Regions from separate parts of the Mus musculus genome. Here region 1 is linked to region 2. Evidence: chromatin loops called from intact Hi-C (ENCODE). Cell type or tissue: gastrocnemius. All regions are shown on one strand.

Region 1 (5,000 bases), 250 kb before region 2:
CAAGGCCAATCCACAGGGTTCTCTCAGGGACTTCCCGTACACCACAAGCTTCTGGCATATCCAGTGAGGGTCTAGTTCTGTCTTTAGAACCAGGGTGGCATGCTTGGAGAGAGTCACATAAAAGCTGGCATTCAAGTGTGGTTTGATGGTTTGGGTCCATCCAAGTGGATAGCAAGCTTCTTGGCAGGAGGGAAGGTTCTGAGGTGACACAGATGTGGTGAGTCGGAGACTCTAATCTAAAGTTAGTGTGCTGAAGCAGAGAGAAAGAGAGGGTGCAGGGCAGGCCTGGGGGAGCAGTTGTGGCCCCTCCAAACACAGACACAGGGGAGCATGTATTTAAAGGCATTGGGAAGCTACTTGGGGGTTCTACCAGTGTCCCTTGTCTTTCTTGGCTGCCGCCAAACCTTTCTGTTGCATGTCGGCTAACAGGATAGCCTAGTTTTGCAGACAGAATCTGTACCTTATTTTCTAAGCTACACTTTGTGTGACAGCACCCCCCCCCCCGGGCTTGAAGAGGGGAGTGTATTATCACAGAGATGGCTGCAGACATGTGCTTGCTCTGTGGTGCCATTCACGCACAGTAGCTAAGCTGTGGCTCTGCCTAGGCGTCCATCAGCAGAATAGATTTGTTAATGAGAGAGAGACACACAGAGGAGCTTGACTCAGTTACAAAGGGAATGAGGTAGACAACTTATCATCACCATCATCACCACCACCACCATCATCATCCGTCCTCATCTTAGCAAAATGAGCCAGAAAGTCAAACAACACATGTTTTTCTCTCTTATGAGGATTCTGGATTTTTATAGACATAAAACGTAAGTGTTTAAAAACATCCGTAGTGGGGCTGGAAGCATGTCTCAGTAGTTAAGAGCACTCACCACTCCTCCAGAGGGCCACTTCAAGTCACCTGTAACTCCAGCTTCAGGGCATCTGTCATCTCCTTCCTGCCTCTAAGGTCATTGTACTCATGTGTACATACCACACACAGACAAACACATACCCATAATTAAAAATAAAATAAATCTTTAAAGAGTACACGCAGTGATGAGTTTCAGAAAGACATTAAAAAAGCAAACACAAAGGCCAGTGTGTCTTGAATATGCCCTATATTATGTATGTAGATATACATTTATGAATATCTATTTATGAAAATATATTCATATATGTCTTTATGTATAAAATTGGAAGCAAGACTGCCTGGGAAAGAGAGAGGGAGAGACTAGTGGGAAGGGGAGGGGAAGAAGAGAGACTACTTGGCCTAATCCTACATGATGTGCATACATGCAAATGTGTTCAGGACACCTGCTACTATGTGCAGTGAATACACAACACTAATAAATACCAGTAAGGGAACCAGGAATGTGAATTTTGTTCCATCATGCTGGCATGTTGTAAATTGTGGCAAATACTTTACGTATATCAGCCTCACATGTTTAGGGAACAGTGACGACACAAAACAGCCAGGTAGGAGGCACACAGGGAAAGGTGATCAGCACAGAGCTATTTAGGAAGAAAAGGAAGTACCAAGAGCTAAGGAAAAGAACGAAAACCAAGAAAATACATCAGTGCCACTCATTTTGTAAACAAGAGTGGTTTAAAACTCAAAGAGGTAAAGTCATTGATGTGTAAATCACCAAGTCCACACCTCTGACCGATGGCCTCAAGGCTACAGGTAAACAATCTGCAAACAAATACCTGAAAAATGCAAAGGGGACGCTGGCCAGCAGGAAGGTGGGCAGGCCTGAAGACCCAGTCGATCCTGGTACATCAAGGCATTTCTTGGGGCACATATGCGAAGACAAGGAAAAAAAAGATTTAAAATGCAGATGTCACATGGAAACAAAAGGCCAGAGACTTTCACATGGTAGAAATAGATTCCTGTCTCCGTGGGTCCCAGCAGGTGCTAGGCTTCATAGTGATACCTCCAGTACGATTTGGAAATCCCATGCTAGGCTTTGGGGTGACATCTGCGGTCTAAAGAGCTGTGCTGCCCAGGTGCCTGGGCGAGGGCGTGGTTTCCATGGAGAACAGGCACGGGGTTGGGGGGTGGGGTGGGGGGTGAGGAGGCACAGGAAACATGCTCACTCAGTAGCCGGGGTTGGAAATGTTTGGGATTGAAAGACAGGATCATTAGTTGGATGCGAAAGTGGAGCACAGTCACCTACCATAAAAAGCACTCGAGGTTGCTTTGGTCACTCTGGGCTCTGTTAACTGCGTGGTGGCTGATGCAGGCAGCTTGGAGTTATAGGGATGTGGAGGGACGGAGGTTTTCATCAGAAAGACGGCTGTCGGGATGTAGTGGGCATGAATCAGACTTAGAGAACAGAGACTTGTGCATGGGAGATGAAAGTGTGCACGCTGACACAGGGTGAGCTGGACCAGTTCATCCCCCGTGTTTTACTTCATGGTGTTGCAGCATGGCACAGTTGCACTAACAGAACCCAGAAGATGCTCTTGCTCTGGTACCCAATATATAGTGTTGATTTTCCTCCTTGAGGAAGCTGACTCTGGGAACAGACTATAAATAACCAAATGGCTAAACAAGGGGATCCCCTTCTCCCCAGAGCCGTGTGGTGCGCACTGCACAGCCCTGGTGTTCAAACGCTTGGCTTTGCGTCTACAATCGGGATGCCATGGCAGACTTCTAGAATGTGGAGGAAGTGTGGCCCACTGAGGCTCTGATGGGAACGTGTAGCTCCCAGGATTCCAGGTGCATCTTTCTGTTGTTGAAGCACCACAGTTTGGGGTAGTTTGTTATAGCAACGACAGGTAGCAACTTTCCTAATGCATCTTCCCCCCTTGCTTGAGTAGCATCGGTGTTCCAGGCTGCAGCCTCTGCAACATAGTCCTCGTACCATTACAAGTGACTAGTGACAGCATGGCACTGCTGAGCCCATGGCTAGTCACCAGTGCCCCCTGCTGAGGTCATGCTGTAGCCCTGTCTTGGCAGTATCGGTGCTAGATGTGGGTGCCCAAGAGCATTTAATCTACACTGAGCTGTGTGAGGGACTAGGGTTGGAAAGAAGAAATAAAACGGGTATTTGACATTTTTCTAAAAGGTGAACTTTTCGGAAAATAGAGCAGAAAGATATTTGAGAAGAGCTAGCAACGTGTCTGTGCATGTGTGCATGTGTGTGTGTGTGTGTACATGCATGTGCAGGTGTCTGCACATGTGTGAGTGCCTGCACACATATGCACAGTCTCTTAGTCTTCACAATCTCATAAGCAGAGGAAATACTTATACTTCTAACATGTTCCTTCTCTGCTAGTTCTATGGGTGTTGGCCTTTTCTACTTGGTTGGTGGATTGCAGAGCAACACTGGCAGCACCCCAAGGTTCACTAATACATTTTATTAACAGTCATAGAAAAAGCCAACTATCATTGTAGACACCGCATTTATAGTTTGAATCATGAATTTCTGATAAATGCTGTCAAGAACTTGGTTGAATGTGTGTGCACATGCTCAAAGGAACCTAGCAGTTCTCTCCCAGCGTGGATTCAGCAACAGAAGGCAAAATGTTCACTTGCTCTGCATTGGACACACAAACACACACACACACACACACACACACACACACACACACATACACACACGTGCGCGCGCACACACACGCACACACCACTTCGGATACAGAAATAGTTCTTCAACATATTGATAAGAGAACGGTTTCTTGTGTTGGCCTTAGCTCATAGCTAGACTCTCTGATTCAAACACCTCTGCTTAATGCAATGGGATGCCTCTTAACTCACAATCTTGTATTTTTTAAATTCTCAAGGTTTGCTTATCCAAGGGGACAAAATACAGAAGGCCCATGTCAAACTAACAACATTTTACCGAATTCTGGGATGGCACACTTAGCCTTCCTTAGATGGCTCTGCCCACTGTCAGGACACAGTTAAGTCTGGAGCAGAGGATTGTGGGTACAGGTGTAGACCTCACCTTATGACACAGATATGAACCACGTTCTGAAGGGATGGGGGAGGGCCCACACCCATCTTTTCTTTTCGTTTTTTGTTTTTTGTTTTTTTTGAGACAGGGTTTCTCTACAGTTCTGGCTGTCCTGGAACTCACTCTGTAGACCAGGCTGGCCTTGAACTCAGAAATCCACCTGCCTCTGCCTCCCAAGTGCTGGAATTACAGGCATGCGCTACCACAGCCCGGCTCATCCATTTTTCCTTAAATCTTCTACTTGTGTTCACTCTTAAGTCACACATCTGAGACAGACAGGCCAGGGCACACTAGCTTGTCCATGACCGATGAAGATCAATGCTAGAGGAGATACCACATCCAGGGCCCCCAGCTACTGGGCTTAGCACAGACCCTAGGTTCCTGCCAAGCATCTTCCCTACTCTGCAGGATGGCAGCCAGGCTTGCTTAGCTCATCATCCACAAAGACATCAGAAATAGAACACGGGAAACGTTGACCCCTTTTCTGGATGCTGTATTCATTAGCTGGAACTGATCGCTGTGAGCTTCAGTGTGAAGACCACTTGTTCTTCACCCCCTGGGCCCCTCCATGGTTTTGTTTATTCAGTTCCAAGAATAACCGGGCATGTGTGGAATTGGCTGATTTTTCTCTCAGTGTTTAAAATCATCCATTCAGAGCTAATCTTTAAAGGACACAGGGGAAACAAGGGAATGAGTATTTCAAGTTTCTTTAACATGTCTCTCTTGGTCCAGAGAGGGGAAAAATGTACAGCTTTAGAACTTCCAGAAAGTTCTATTTCCAAAAGCCCCCAGCGTTTTAAGTGTGCAAAGAAGGATGGTGTGGCAATGTTAGTCTCTGCTCTGGAGCCTTCACTCATTAAGCAGAATGTCCTGGTAGCACTTATTTAACTTCTCTGTGCTTCCGTTTCTTTTTGTCTCGAAGGAAACACTCTGTACTGTTTCCAGTCTGTCGTCAGCTGTAGAGATGCCATGTTGGATGCTGTTAGAGAGAGGGAGAGCAAAGCGCCTCTTACATCAGCACGGCTGCCTCGGGTCTTGTGAAATGCT
Region 2 (5,000 bases):
CTGGGGACACTTTGAGCCCAGCCATGGATCCCCCTCACATTAGAGGTTTATTCCTCTGCTTTTTTCTCTCTGAAGTGGGAATCCCACACAGCCTGGGAGGAGGCAGGCAACGGAAGATTTAGTCATTTATTGTTTTGGATTTTCAGTAGCAAGCCCTGTGCTTACAGTCTGAGTTACTGAGTGACTGTAATGGAATTCACTCTGCAAGTCCACACAAGCCTGGCTGTACAATTTGCTTATATGAATTCTTGGGTATTTGGAGAGAGAAACTATGGTAATTTGTGAGATGAATGTCAAACCACAACCAATGTCTAGGCATTGAACAAGTTTCCAAATACTATAGGGGACAAAGAGCTCTGTCCTTTGAATGGGTCAATTTGGCTACTGATCAATTTATAAAACGCCAAAGAACATTTCTTAGTGTAACTGACTAAAGTATGAGGTTTCCAAACATCGGAGAATTAGAAACACTCAAAGTCGCAGCCACCTCTCCCAAGTACAGATACCTTCGTTTGATGCAGGGAAGTCATGAAGTTAGTGAAAGGACTCCTTCTTGTTAGAGACATACTATACCTGTGGGTATGGGGACAGCCACAGGTCTGTTGAGAGAAGAACTGTTGCCCAGTTCCTCTTGGAACTTAGTTGTAAGTGGCGACCAGCTTTCTTTGAGGATACCTATCTCATCTCTCCAAAAGACTTCCTCATTTGGACACTGAGGAAAGTGTAGTGTTAATGCAAGATGGTTCCAGAATGCAAGGGAACAATGCTTTCTGTGCCTAAGAGGGAAACTTCTGTGTGAAGGGAGGCTGTGGATGGGTGCAGGTCATAGAGAAGATTCATACAGCAGTGAACTGTGTGCTGTCTACAGCCTTAGAAATATTCATGAGCCTTGGAGCTACCTTTCACAGGCACCAAGGAGCATGCAGACACCCAAGTACATCACCACAGAGAGCGGCATCTGGGTGGAAGGAAACCAGAGCAGCCACGGACAAGACAGCACAAGATCTATCCATGGGCAAGAGGCCGGGGAGATGCCTCCTATTATTTGAGGTCAAGATTTGCATGAGGCAGACTAATTCCGTGTGGTGCCAACTCATTTGAATGTATCGGATTAAACAACAATAACATTGGAATTTCCGCTTCAAATTTCACACCACCAGTGGAGAGTAGGCACTTGCAGACAAGGAGCATGAGTAAGCAGACACCAATCCTGCTGGTCAGCCAGGAAGCGGGCGCCATCTTGCTTCTCATTGCTAAGCAGTGTCTAGGGTACAGCATTGTACCTGTCACAGAAGCATCAACGCTTTGTAAAATGTTGAATCAAGATACCGCCGCTGCCTTTATTTTCCTGCGTAAGACAAGATGGAATGGGGAATCTTGTTGGGAGTTTGTTTTTTGTTTTTAGTTTAGTTTAGTTTTGTTTTGTTTTGTGGCATGCAAACTGCTGTGGTTATACAATGAATAGTGAACCCTAGCTTCCAGAATCAGCCTTGTTGTGGGTAGTGGGCACCCTATGGGCCTAGACTGGGTGCAGTGACTGTCTGAGGTAAAGACACTTAAGAATATACCTTTCCTGTTGAAGAACGTAAACATGAGGTATTTATAAATATTAACAAAGGTTGAGCCCCAGCGTGCACTTCCAGTTCACCCAGTGATGGGGAGTGGTGTGAGAAAAGAAAGACAAAGCATCCCAGACCACAAGGTACTTACTTGTGTAACCTATTCCCTCCAGTACACTCAAAACCTTCCACAGGCCAACTTTAAAGCCCTTCTAAAACAAACAGTATTCGAAAATAAAAACACGGTTCTGTAAGATTTAATTTATAAAATACAGACTTCCAAACTCAAAATATTCTTTATCTGAAATGTTTATATAATCGAGTAGAATATCAGAAACTTATGATGATTTCTACTTGGATTAAGCAAGCCTTAAATGAAAGTGCTACCAGGCTCTGGATCTAGGAAATATCTGTATATCTATGCCTCCGTCTATATTTAAGCCTCTATGTGCCTCTTGGCCTCTACAGAAGGTAGAGCTTCCATACAGTAGTCAACCCAGCTACTGTATGGAAGACATGTTATAGTAGTCTTCTGCTGTAATCATTTCCAAGTACTTGTTTACATCTGGAACGCTCTGGATTCACGGGGTCAGGGAATAATGAAATGAGTGTTGTGCTTTCGTTGTGTTTTAAGGGAATAACTTGTGAATCAAACTCATCTTAGCTCTGTCTGGCTCCCTTCTACTTTTCTCCTCAGACTTCTACCACACGCTGTATTCCGTGGATACCCCATCTTCCTGGGATCCTGTTCAGTGACTTTCAGTTAAGAGTCCATAAAGACAAACATGCCGGGAACTACCACTCAGAGCAATAGCGCCTCCTGGTGTCCTGGCCAAGCCTCCTTTGCCATTTGAAAAGGGCCTCACATTTTCAAAGGAAGCAACGAGAAATAATTAGCATGGTGATTCTCAGATCATCAGAAGAAAACCCTGTGGCAGTTAGCTGAAACTTTAGCTCTTACAGGGCAAAGGCAAATAACTATCTGGTCATATTTCACCTCAATGGCTTAACTGGTCTAATTCTGTCTCTGGAATTTATAGGACTGTTTACCTGTAACCCGAAAAGTACATATTCAACAGTCTTGAGTTTTCTCACCCAAGCTCTGTGACTGTTACTGTCACACGGAAGCAATAAAATATGTATTTAACCCCTCTACCCCTGGTCTTTTCTCAGGCAGCATCAAGGAAAGAATTGTGGAAAGAGCTGTACTGGACAGACCCACTGCTCTGTCAGGCTTTGTAGAGGAACACTAGGCAAGCTTATCTTTTCTCTGAGCCTCTGTTTCCCCACCTGTATTATGGGCATATTCGTAGTAGTTAACTCAGAATAGAGTGTGGGAGCAGCAGGCTGTTAAAAATGGTGCCTGAAGCCCCCCACTGCTGTTAGTCCAACATGGCTAATCTTTTCAGTCAGGTCTATGTGCCTCTCCCCACCCCCAACTCTGTGTTCTGTATTATTAGAATGTCCATGATTATTTAGCTCACAAGAAAAATCTAAAGCCTGGAATGTTGACTTGTGCCTGTTAAATCCCACCACTCTGGAAGCTAAGGCAGGAGGGTTGCCATAAGTTGGAGGTCAGCTTAGGCTACAAATTGAGACTCTGTCTCAAAGATAAACAGAAAGTGAACTATTTTAATGTACACTGTTATTCATGAAATCCTACAAGGAGGTCTCCAGAATAGTCCTGGGATAGAATTATATACCAGAGAACCGACCTTACTTCTGTACACAATTTCTCCCTTACTATTGCATAACACATTTGTGTTCAAAATACCTGCAACGGGAAATTCACTGACAGTTTAGTGCTCTCCAAGTCACCATGCTAAAAAGCAAAAGAAACCCTGTGAGCCCACTCTGCAAAACGTGCGCGCCAATCTCCAAGCTTCACAGCCATCCAGGTATTAATGGGAGCTACCACTGATGCCTGCCAGAAGGGAGACTTAGCCACACACTAGATGACTTTAGATATAAAAATGTCTTTCAAAATAAAGATTCAAGAGAAGACGATTGGGAGCCTGAGCTGTGATTCACTATGAATGGTAACCCCGGGGATCCCTCAGTAGAAAGTGGATTTTCTCTCCTGAGGATGAAACCCTGTAAGCCTTAATAATCATGTAAGCTGCTCCAGCACACGGCAGGGGCATTAAATCTCTCCCTTCCCTATCTTACCATAACCCTTTCACAGTCTCAGAGATCGCCCTGCTCTATCTCAGGGGAGCATGTCACACAAGCGTATAAACCCATTTCCCTCACAGGCTTGGGAAAATTCCATTAAGTGTATGTTGGGAACTCCTGCATCTGGGTGGGAACAGCCGAGGCTCATGTCATTAAGATTCCTGATATTACAGAAGTGATCATAAATGCTTCAAAGCAGCTTTTCTTTCCTTTTCTTTTCTTTTCTTTTCTTTTCTTTTCTTTTCTTTTCTTTTCTTTTCTTTTTTTCTTTTCTCTCCTTCCTTCCTTCCTTCCTTCCTTCCTTCCTTCCTTTCTTTCTTTTTCAGATTAGAATGTATTTTGTGAAAACTCGAAGTGGGGCTATAGATATGCTACAACTTTTCAGTTGCAATGCTGGCTGGTTGATATGACCTGGGGGAGGGAGCAGGTTCACAGGCCATGCTTGGAGGCCTGCCATGCCCCTCATCTGTTCTGCTGCCTTGAGGTTTCCCTTTGTTTTGCAGAGATCTATTTTGTTATTTAGCTTTGTGTCTGTGTGCATCTGTGCTGTAGAGGCTACGGGAGGGCTCTAGATGCCTTGGTGCTGGAGTTACAGTTGGCTGTGAGCTTCCTGATGTGGGTGCTGGAACAGAACCTATATCCCCTGGAAGAGCAACAAGCACCCTTAACTGTTGAGCCATATCCCCAGGCTAGAAACCTCCTTGAGGTTTCTAAGTGATAAGCTCTCCCTAGACTTATATGGACTTCACTGCTTTTTGACAGAGAGGAATCTACCCAGTTCTGACCTATAGAAAGGCATATTTGGTGGGACTTTTAGTTCTAGCTTTTAGCTAGAACTTTTAGTTCTAGCTTCAAATAATATTTTTGACCTTATTTAATGCTTTCTTTTTAGGGTCCATTTTGGTTGTTGGGATAAAACATGACTTGTAGAATTACAACGTTTTGTTGTTCCTTACCAGTATACTTTCATTTACTAATAGCCTATAATTAAGGAGAGATTGTTAGTTAAACAAACCATTAGGCACCGAGGCATGGCTGGTTATTTATCTCCTTGTCAGAGGTCCTAAGCTTTGGCCTACTTTTTTTTTTTTAATTTCTTTTCATTTTTTTTCTAATTTTATTATGTACGATCCTTCTTGCATCAAACCAGGGGAGCTAGAATATTTATGTATTACTCCTTGAAGAATGAGCAAATTGATGAATGCACAAAACACTGTGCTCTGGGTCCCACTTCTATAGTCAGTTCCTGTGACTGCCTCTGAGGAA

Evidence for each region. Peaks named below come from ENCODE experiments on the same cell type or tissue, not always from the same donor. Only the 100,000 strongest peaks of a DNase experiment are listed, where the experiment ranks them.
Region 1: it touches region 2 in a loop (2.1-fold over the local background); 11 of 42 quality-filtered maps call a loop at or near these places.

The regions. Positions count from the first base shown.
Region 1 is chr8:10,825,668-10,830,667 of GRCm38, reverse strand. No RefSeq gene overlaps it. Among named protein-coding and RNA genes, the nearest start is that of Gm32485, 10 kb to the right of the region's middle. In gastrocnemius, a CTCF peak has its summit at 2,912 (motif pointing left); DNase peaks (open chromatin) are centred at 2,913 and 4,408.
Region 2 is chr8:10,571,665-10,576,664 of GRCm38, reverse strand. The region is part of intron 32 of Myo16 (myosin XVI); the gene reads right to left. Among named protein-coding and RNA genes, the nearest start is that of Gm32330, 99 kb to the left of the region's middle. In gastrocnemius, a CTCF peak has its summit at 2,381 (motif pointing left); DNase peaks (open chromatin) are centred at 2,375 and 4,206; H3K27ac peaks cover 313 bases.